Regions from separate parts of the Homo sapiens genome. Here region 2 is linked to region 1. The links are chromatin contacts, found by Hi-C in ENCODE. All regions are on one chromosome and are shown on one strand. Each heading gives the region's core, a stretch centred on a gene start or an enhancer-like site at or near the end of the contact. The rest is flanking DNA. Distances are from core to core; before and after follow the strand shown.

The links. Hi-C counts contacts between places; a loop is a spot of excess contacts on that map. Pooled maps may share reads with other maps.
Region 2: a map of esophagus muscularis mucosa shows a loop between it and region 1 (2.9-fold over the local background). The contact joins the promoter of NUP35 here to the enhancer-like site in region 1. A Hi-C loop is called at or near these places in 1 of 168 maps with a recorded cell type or tissue (esophagus muscularis mucosa) and 6 of 50 pooled maps.

Annotation. Positions count from the first base shown.
Region 1 is chr2:182,759,630-182,763,891 of GRCh38, reverse strand. It overlaps DNAJC10 (DnaJ heat shock protein family (Hsp40) member C10), which reads right to left. Exons shown (of 24, transcript NM_018981.4): 22 at 1,091-1,210. Among named protein-coding and RNA genes, the nearest start is that of DNAJC10, 46 kb to the right of the region's middle. Within about 2 kb of position 1,856, at least 3 of the 41 ENCODE cell types and tissues checked have a DNase peak (open chromatin) inside an H3K27ac peak, as active enhancers do.
Region 2 is chr2:183,122,385-183,126,646 of GRCh38, reverse strand. NUP35 (nucleoporin 35) reads right to left here and starts at 2,204. Exons shown (of 9, transcript NM_138285.5): 1 at 2,150-2,204. The coding sequence starts at 2,189. LOC124907917 (a long non-coding RNA gene) reads left to right here and starts at 1,690. Exons shown (of 2, transcript XR_007087331.1): 1 at 1,690-1,854; 2 at 1,940-2,730. RefSeq lists an enhancer at 1,386-2,154.

The DNA of each region.
Region 1 (4,262 bases), core at 607-3,106:
CTTATTCTTTTTTTTATCTGTTTGCTAGGCATTTGCAGACGGCTCTGTGCTGCCACCCAACGTATCTATGACCAAGGAAGAACAATAGAAGTTTACCTTGCATTGGATGACCAGCATGTGCTAAGAATTAAAGAAGAGGGAGACATCGGGGGAGCATGGCAATATATTCAACCTTATGTACGTGGCATTTGAGGTCGGGGCATGGAAAAATACTGAGGCACTGTGTGTATGTTATTTGTGCATGAGAATGAAATTCCTTGATCCCGAAAACAGGACAGGAGTGGAGTGTGTGGTGTGATAAGGAACGCTAAAAACAGCCTCCTGAGAATGCAGTTTGAGTGCTTTTACAAGGCCACAGGTGTCTCACGACTGGACCTCAAGCCATCTAGTGGATGTTTGTGGTTTAACAAGCCCTTTCAATAAATACTGTGCGGATGAATGCTGGGGTGGACTCTCTTAGAAGAGCTATCTTGCCCCCGTTCAGCTGGAATTGTCTGAGAACTCATTCTTGGCATTCACTGCAAGCTATAAGCTCTGGACAAAAAGTATAAAAATATTTGAAATTATCTATTTTTAATGTTTTACCAGAAAACATGAGTACATGGCAAATACTTTATCATTGTTCTTTCCTCCCCACAAAGGAAGCTCATTACTTTGAAACTTATTCAGTAAAAAGTATACTGAATAGAAATATACTAAGGAAATATTATTCCAAGCAGCAGTGTGTATTATAGAGTATTCTTAGTGACCTCAACAGTCACCATAACCTTTCACAGAAAAGTAGAAAATTACCTTGAATTCCAGCACTCAAAGATTATCACGAATAATACTTTTTTTGTCTCTTTCTAGTAGTTTTCCTATTCATTAGTATAAAAATGTTAAGGCAATTGAGTCTGTATCAACCACAAGACAAAAAACCTTTTAAGATCGCTTGGTATACATGTAAATTTTAAAAACTTGTATCAGTAATATGTAATAATATAAAAAAATGACAAGGATGAGAAAACAGAAAAAAAACATTACTCAGACTGAAACACATCTTTTGAGCTTGGCCTACTAAGGGAAGGAACAGAGGAAAGTCTGGACATACCTTTGCTCTTTCGTAGAAATAAAATTTAACAGTTGGATAGGCCCTGATCCCAGCTTTCTGGCATGTCTGAGCATAAGCCTGACAGTCTACTTTTCCAGCTTTCACTTTTCCTTTAATCATCTGAAAAAGAAAAATACAGTTTGCCATTTTCTGTTTGGCATAAACTATTTTGGCAACAACAAAGCAATAGGATATAAAACATTTTGAATCTAAGAATTTATTTAAAAAACTTTAATTCTTCCTACTCAAACAAGATTATTTCCACATTATCCCTTTAAGCCCCTATTCACCTAGCACCACCTCTCCAACAGCAAATAAACCCTCCTTTGCCTCATCAAGAAAACTGAGCAGCTTTATCCTGCAATGTCTCAACTTCTTCCTGCCACCCACTACTGGCACATCATACCATAAACATGTTTCTGTTTCTATCTTTTTCTCCTTTCACTGGGGGTGTGCTGTGGTAGGACTCTTTGGGCACTCTTTGTCTCGTGAAGGCTGACTTACTCCACCTGTATTCTCCAGTCCCTCCCTGTCAGAACACATATTCTCCAGTGAAGATGTATATAATCATGAAAGGATTCCTTCCTGGATTATGGTTCCTCTGTCATAGTGCTTCTCACGCTCTCTCTCTTTTTTTTTTTTCCTGAGCAGCAGTCTACTGTTTCACTGCTTCCCATTGTCTGCTTATTTGGCAACATTTTAGTCGTCTTCTGTGCTTACTGCTCCCTCTGCTGAAACTGCTGTAAGTTCACCAGTGACCGCTTGACCAAACTGGGCACTTTTTGGTCTTCTTATTGCGCAACTGATGTTTACTGCTGACCACTCCTTTCTTTCTTTTTTAGCATTTATCACTACTCTCTCTTGGCTTTCTTACCCCTCTGACTGTTCTTCCTTTTTCCAGCATGAGGATCTCCTTTACCTGCCCCTCAAGTTATAATATCCAATCAGAGTTCCATCTTTGATCAACAATCTTTTCACTGTGAACAGGTGCCCAAGGTGGTTTTACATATCTATATGCTGATGTACCCCAATCATTCTCTTCGATTTCATATCTAACCACGCATTGGCCTGCTTTGGGTGAATGCCGCATAAGCATCCAAACACAGCATGTCCCCTGAACCCACTTTTCCTCGTTCTATTCATTCAGTTCAAGCCAGAAATTAGGCTCATCCAGACTCCTCTCTATCCTTCATCTATCACATTCAATCCTATTTATTCTTATCTGTCTTTTGTATTTGTCCCCTTCTTTCTATCACCAATGCCCTAATCCTGATTAAAGTTATCACCTCTCACTTCAGGACACTTAAAATATCTTTGCTGCCTCTAGTTTCGTCCCCAAGGCAGGGGTTTACTAAAATGCAGACTAACTTGTGTTAGGGCACAAGCATGTAGGCAGACACACACACTTGCATACCGAAAGTAAGAAAAATGTAGAAATGTTAATTTCGTAAGTGTCTATGTCATTTACAAAATGTTTGTATATTTGCTTACTTGTATTTCCAATTACTTATGAGATGGCACCATACTGTTTCTGGTGCTCTAAACATCCTTCTCTGGCATCACTGACACCCTTCTACCCCTGTTCCAGCTTCATTCTAATTTTACTGTAGCAATTATCTTGTATTACTTATATTTATTTCCATTTTCTCTTTCCACTAGATTAAAATCTCCTTAAAGACATGGAATTTCTTTCTTTTCATCTTCCTTTTCTTTCATGTGGAGTTACGTGGCCCTACTACTTAGCATAATGGCTTTTCATTTGGTACTTAAAATTTGTTGAATAAATGGTCTTTTTCATGTTTAATAATTTTCTACTAGATACAATATAGAGTTGCATTACAAAGTTTATAACTAAAGTTTTTAGTACATGAGAAATGGAGTAAAGCAGAATTATTACAGAAGGAAGCATAAGAAGATTAGAATGGAAAGAATAAACCTCTTATCTGATGCACCAGCTAATAACAAAAATAATCTTTTATAGCTAGTAAGACCTTTAAAATCCCTCTGCTAAAAAATTCCCATGGCCTGGGATGCTAAGCTTTAGTGTGAACTGGTGGAACTGGAGCTGACTTTCTCATTCCAGTTGAGTGTTTTATACCAACACTAGTGGCAAGAGTTCCTCGAGTTATGGAGGCAAGAAAGCTATCAATCTGGATTAGGTCACTAATAAGACTGTTACGACAGAAAGAAACACCAAAAGCTCAGACTGCATTGAGGGTATGTATTCAGTTTAATTTTATATAAGCATTTACTGAGTTAGGCCCTGAGGATATAAAAATAAATAAAACATGGACTTTGCCCTCAGGAAGAGACAGCCATTTACAAAGGAAGATGGACAATGCTATACCGAAAAATAAAACCAACCAACCGAACAAAACCCAAAATTGCTACAACTAATTATTTCCATTGGTATCCAGCTCCTTTTATTTCTGGTCAAATTAAATATCTTTCAAGTAATAATAAATAAAGAATTAATATGCACTGTATCAGTACACTTGATAACATATCCAGGTGACACTGATTAACTGAGAAGGGCAGAGAATAGAGCAGTGCCATCGGAGCTGAGTTTTGCAGTAAGAGGAGAAAAAATACAGATGACCAAGGTAAGGACAGAGCATTTTAGAGAGAGGGAGCGGCATGTAAATAAGGACACATGTTCAGAGAACCTGGAGTACTCTGTTACACTGGAATCTAAGGTGTGAGGTGGACAATAGAGATAGAGCTCATATCAGACACCTGAAGTCAATGTATGCATATTAAGAAACTTAGTAAGTCAGAGAGGGAAATATTTTAGAAGATCACCAGGGCAGCACTGACAAAGGTAGACAGTATAATACCATAGATGACTCTTGAACAACAAAGGCTTGAACTGTGTTGAACTGCTTGAACTGGGAATTTTTTTTTTTAAGCAATTGCAGATGGAAAACAGAATAGTCATAGGATGTGAAACCCTGCATACAGAGGGCCCACTGTGAGGCCTGAGCTGCACAGATTTTGGTATGGAATGGGGGTTCCTGGAACCAATCCCCTGAGTATATCAAGGGAAGACTGCACTTAAAAGGCAAATATGGTTAAGTCTAGACAAGAGATGATAAAGGGTTGAAGAAACAGGTTAGCAGTAGAGATGAATAAGAAATGACATTTGAAAGACATTTAGGGGATAAAACTGACA
Region 2 (4,262 bases), core at 955-3,454, 360 kb before region 1:
AAAACAAATTCAATAAATGGATAAAGCAAATGCTAAAACAAGGTGTGAAAAACTCTAATTACATTGTAATTATTTTATAAAGTGCTAGTTACTATGTTACATGGCACTGTAGAAATATTTCGTAAGAAGATCCACTAAAATCAAACCAAAAGTCTAAACAAAAGCATATTCTTAACAGATATTCAGAATACCATATTAAACGCAAAGTTTTTGGTAACATTCACTACATTCACTCCCCCTCCCTAAAAGAAAAAAAAATTATAGCAAAATAAAGTAAGAATTGGCTTAAGAAAAGTTCTGATGTATCTGGATACATACAGACACAGTAGAAGGCGCAAGCCTCTAATCCCAGGATTTTGGGAGGCCGAGGCAGGTGGATCGCTCGAGCTCAGTTCGAGACCAGTCTGGACAAAATGGCGAAACCTTGTCTCTACCAAAAATACAATAAGTAGCTGGGAGTGGCGGCACACTGTGGTCCCAGCCCCTGGGAGGCTGAGGTGGGAGGATTGCTTGAGCCCGGAGGGGGAGGTTGCAGTGAGCTGAGACTGCACGACTGCACTCCAGCCCAGGTGACACGGCTGTGTCAAAAAAGAGGAAGGGAGGGAGGGAGAGAGGGAAGAAGGAAGGAAAAGAAAAAAGAAAGCACCAGACAGGAAGGAGGGCACAATGGGCTCTTAATCAGGACTGTCACCAACCACCCCTCAGGCTAAATTTCACTTAAAGCAAACTTAAGGAAAAGATGCTGCATGTCCTCAATTCCATTTCATATTCTGTGCTCCCAAAAGATACGTACTCAGCTAGCAGTTTGTTGAAGTCAACCCTTAGTTTTACTACACCAGTGGGCACCTGGAATATCTGCAAAATGTGGACTTAAACATTAATACTGGCTAATGTCAGATTTCTGGCAAGGCAATATACAGGGATTGGTTTACTCACATTTGTAACCCCAATAAATATGCACTCCAAAATGTTTTTGTTGAATAGAAAAATTTGGAACTGGAAATGAAGAGTTTTTGATCTCTAAAATACATTAAAAATAAATACCAAGACGACATCTATATATAAATTTTAATGCAGAGTATCTGCATTATTGACATTATGCATTTAGTTTTTTTATGACAGACTAAAGTAGTTCAAGTTACTCTATTCTCAAAAAGAACTTATTTTACACCAAACATGGCAAGCATTACATACCCTTCAAATCTAAAGACTCTTTCCACACCATATATATTACATTTGCTCTCTTTTCCAAGCTCAGAAAGTTATAACCTAACTTTTCAGGTAAGTCTCTATGACAGTAAGACGGTTTATTTTCCGTTCTAAAATTTTCGACGATTCTCACAAGTCGCAAAACTCAGCAGGAAAAAAAGAAATCCGCGTGCTGTTAAAGTGGTAGATTTTTTTCAAAGACGACATATTTCAACGAGGCTCCGCAATGAATAATGGGAATGAATCTTTAAAAAAATTCAGATCGTGACTTACTAGAGAAAAATACCTCCTACAATACTTAAGAGTCACTTTCCCCAAATAAAGGCGGGAAATATCGTGCGAACTCCTAGCTTGCTGTTAAGGTCAATATCTCAATGATTACCAACCACACGGTTGATTAAATGTTGCACGATTCAAGCTTCCATTAATAACAAGATTCCTTTGGCAAAGCCCGGGAGAGAGGAGTCAAAACAGGAACTGGAAGCACCGGTGATCAAGAAGCAGTGGACTGCACCCACACACTTCAGGGCACCGCCCACCCACGTGTACCGCGGTCAGTTCCTCCCAGGGATGCTTCTGGGGACCAGCAACCAGCTGGGAATCCAGCAACCAGCATCGCGTCTCGGGTATCAGAAGGAGGTTAAGGTATGGGCCAGTCTAACGTGGCTGGCGTGTGGGGGCACAAACACAGCTCAGTCACCGCCAGACGGCCTTTTCTTCACCCTCCCAGGGCCCTCAGCTTCCCGGCGCCACCTTTGTAGCAGTATGGAGGCGACGCGTCGAGTAGGGGACCGACTATGAACTTGGGGGCACCCAAGGATTCCCTCTCCGCGACTGAAACCAGCAGACGAGAGCCTGACGACTGCCTTTCAGTCTTGCCCGCCTCCAGGCCCAGAGCATGGATGGCAGTGCCAGCAAGGAAAAGCAATATTTCACTCACCTAACGCGGGCCCCTGAGGTTCCACTGCAAAGGCTGCCATTGCGTCGGCAACTACACTTAAAACCAGTACCTTCCCAATTAATTTTCAAAAATGGCGGAAACGCTCCCCACGGGTAACGGCGTGCTACCTTATGGGGTTGCGTAACTTCCGGACCTGCGCTATGCTTAAGTTGTAGGCGCCGGAGCCATTTTGGAATAGGGCAAAGTCTTTGCGCTGAGAATTTCCGAGGAAAGGGTTTTTGCACCGGGAAGGTGGCGAACCAGCGTATGGTTCTGTGAATGCTTTTCATCCGGGAATGCTTCCTGATTTGTGGGTACTTAAGTTACATAGAAGCACAGATTATTTTACTCACGGTTTCATAATTAGCGTGAGTTGACCCAGTGCTCTATCATCGGTCAGCTTTTCTGAGTAGCACCTGGAAAAGTCAGCTTGATGAAAACAGTTGGTGCCTCTTTGCAATGTCGATTTCTGGACTTAGTACATGACGCTTTTTCCTCAAAGCATGTTTTCTACTATCCGTATGCCATTTCTTTTAAATTTTGTGTTATGTAGACAATTTTACATTAAAGCGTAACTCATACGCCGTTTTGTTGCATATTAAAACATACAAAAATATAGCTAACGAACGCATAAAGTACACATGTAAATAATGGAAGATAATTATACGCACCCACGAACCCTCCACACCGCGGAATCTTGCGTGCTTCTGCATGTGCCATCCCTGCCGTCCACGTCCCCTCACTTTGCTGCTTTTCTTTAGGGCATAGTCATACGTAAATCACATACACATATTCTGCATATGTGTGTGTAAAAATATATTGTTTAGTTTTGCTCAAATACTAACTTTATAAAATAATGTGCTACATATGTATAACTGGGGACGTTCTCTGCTCCATACCATGAGGATTATTTCCAAAATATCCACCCATGCTCAGCTATTTCTTCTAGGACTTCCTAAAATCTCAAATGGAGGAAGAATTTTGTCTTTGGAATGAGGCAGTAACAATTCCAGAATTAAATGGTAGGTTCACAGAAATCAAATTTTAAAACCACTCACAGATCGAATTGACTTTTTGAAAATGGGTGTGTGAATTGAATTGTGTCCCTCAAAAATTTATGTTCAAGTCCTAACCCTCATACTTATGAATATGACCTTATTTGGAAATCGGGTCTTTGCAGATGTAATAAAGTTCAGATAAAGTCACATTGGAGTACCACAAGCTCGGTTAACTAAACCAGCACAAATGTATCTCTTACAGTTCTGGAGGCCAAAAATCCAAAATGAGTATTGTAGGGCTAAAATCAAAGTACCAGAAGGACTATTTTCTTCTGGAGGCTCCAGGGGAGAATCTATTACCTTGCTTTTTCAAGCTTCTAGAAGCCACTTATATTTCTTAGCTTGTGCCACCTTCCTGCTTTTTCAAAGCCAACGATGTAGCATCTTTGGTCTGTCTGACACTGCTTTGTTCAGCTTCTGCCATCACATAGCCTTGTGATGACATTTAGGACCCACCCAGGTAATCCAGGATAATCTTACTATTTCAATATTCAGTAGAGGTGATTAAGTTAATAATCACATCTTCAAAATACCTTTTGCCATATAAGGTAACATTCACAGATTCTAAAGCTTAGTGTATGGATATCTTTGGGGAGTAGTCAGCCCACAACACAGGGCAATCCACTTTTTAGAATTAAGCTACCAAGAAAGGTATATCAATGTATAAATTTCTACACACATTGAGGCTAGATGTGGTGGCTCACACCTGCAATCCCAGCACCTTGGGAGGCTGAGGGGTTGATCACTTGAGTCCAGGAGTTTGAGATAGTGAGACCCCACTTCTCTACAAAATAAAAAAGAAATTTCTATACAAATTATGATCTAGCCAAACAAAAGAACACTATACAACAACTAAAATGAATTAGATGGATTTGATATGAGTGTAAATATTAACCTAGAAAGACCTCTGTGATAGATATAATGAAAAAAAGTAATTTGAAAACATGCATGCATATACGGCACCATTTTTATTTAATAACGGGTTTATTTAGGAACAGATGCAGAGAAAGAGAAAAGAGTGATACTTCTTTAAATAAAAGAAGATGTTGAAAAAG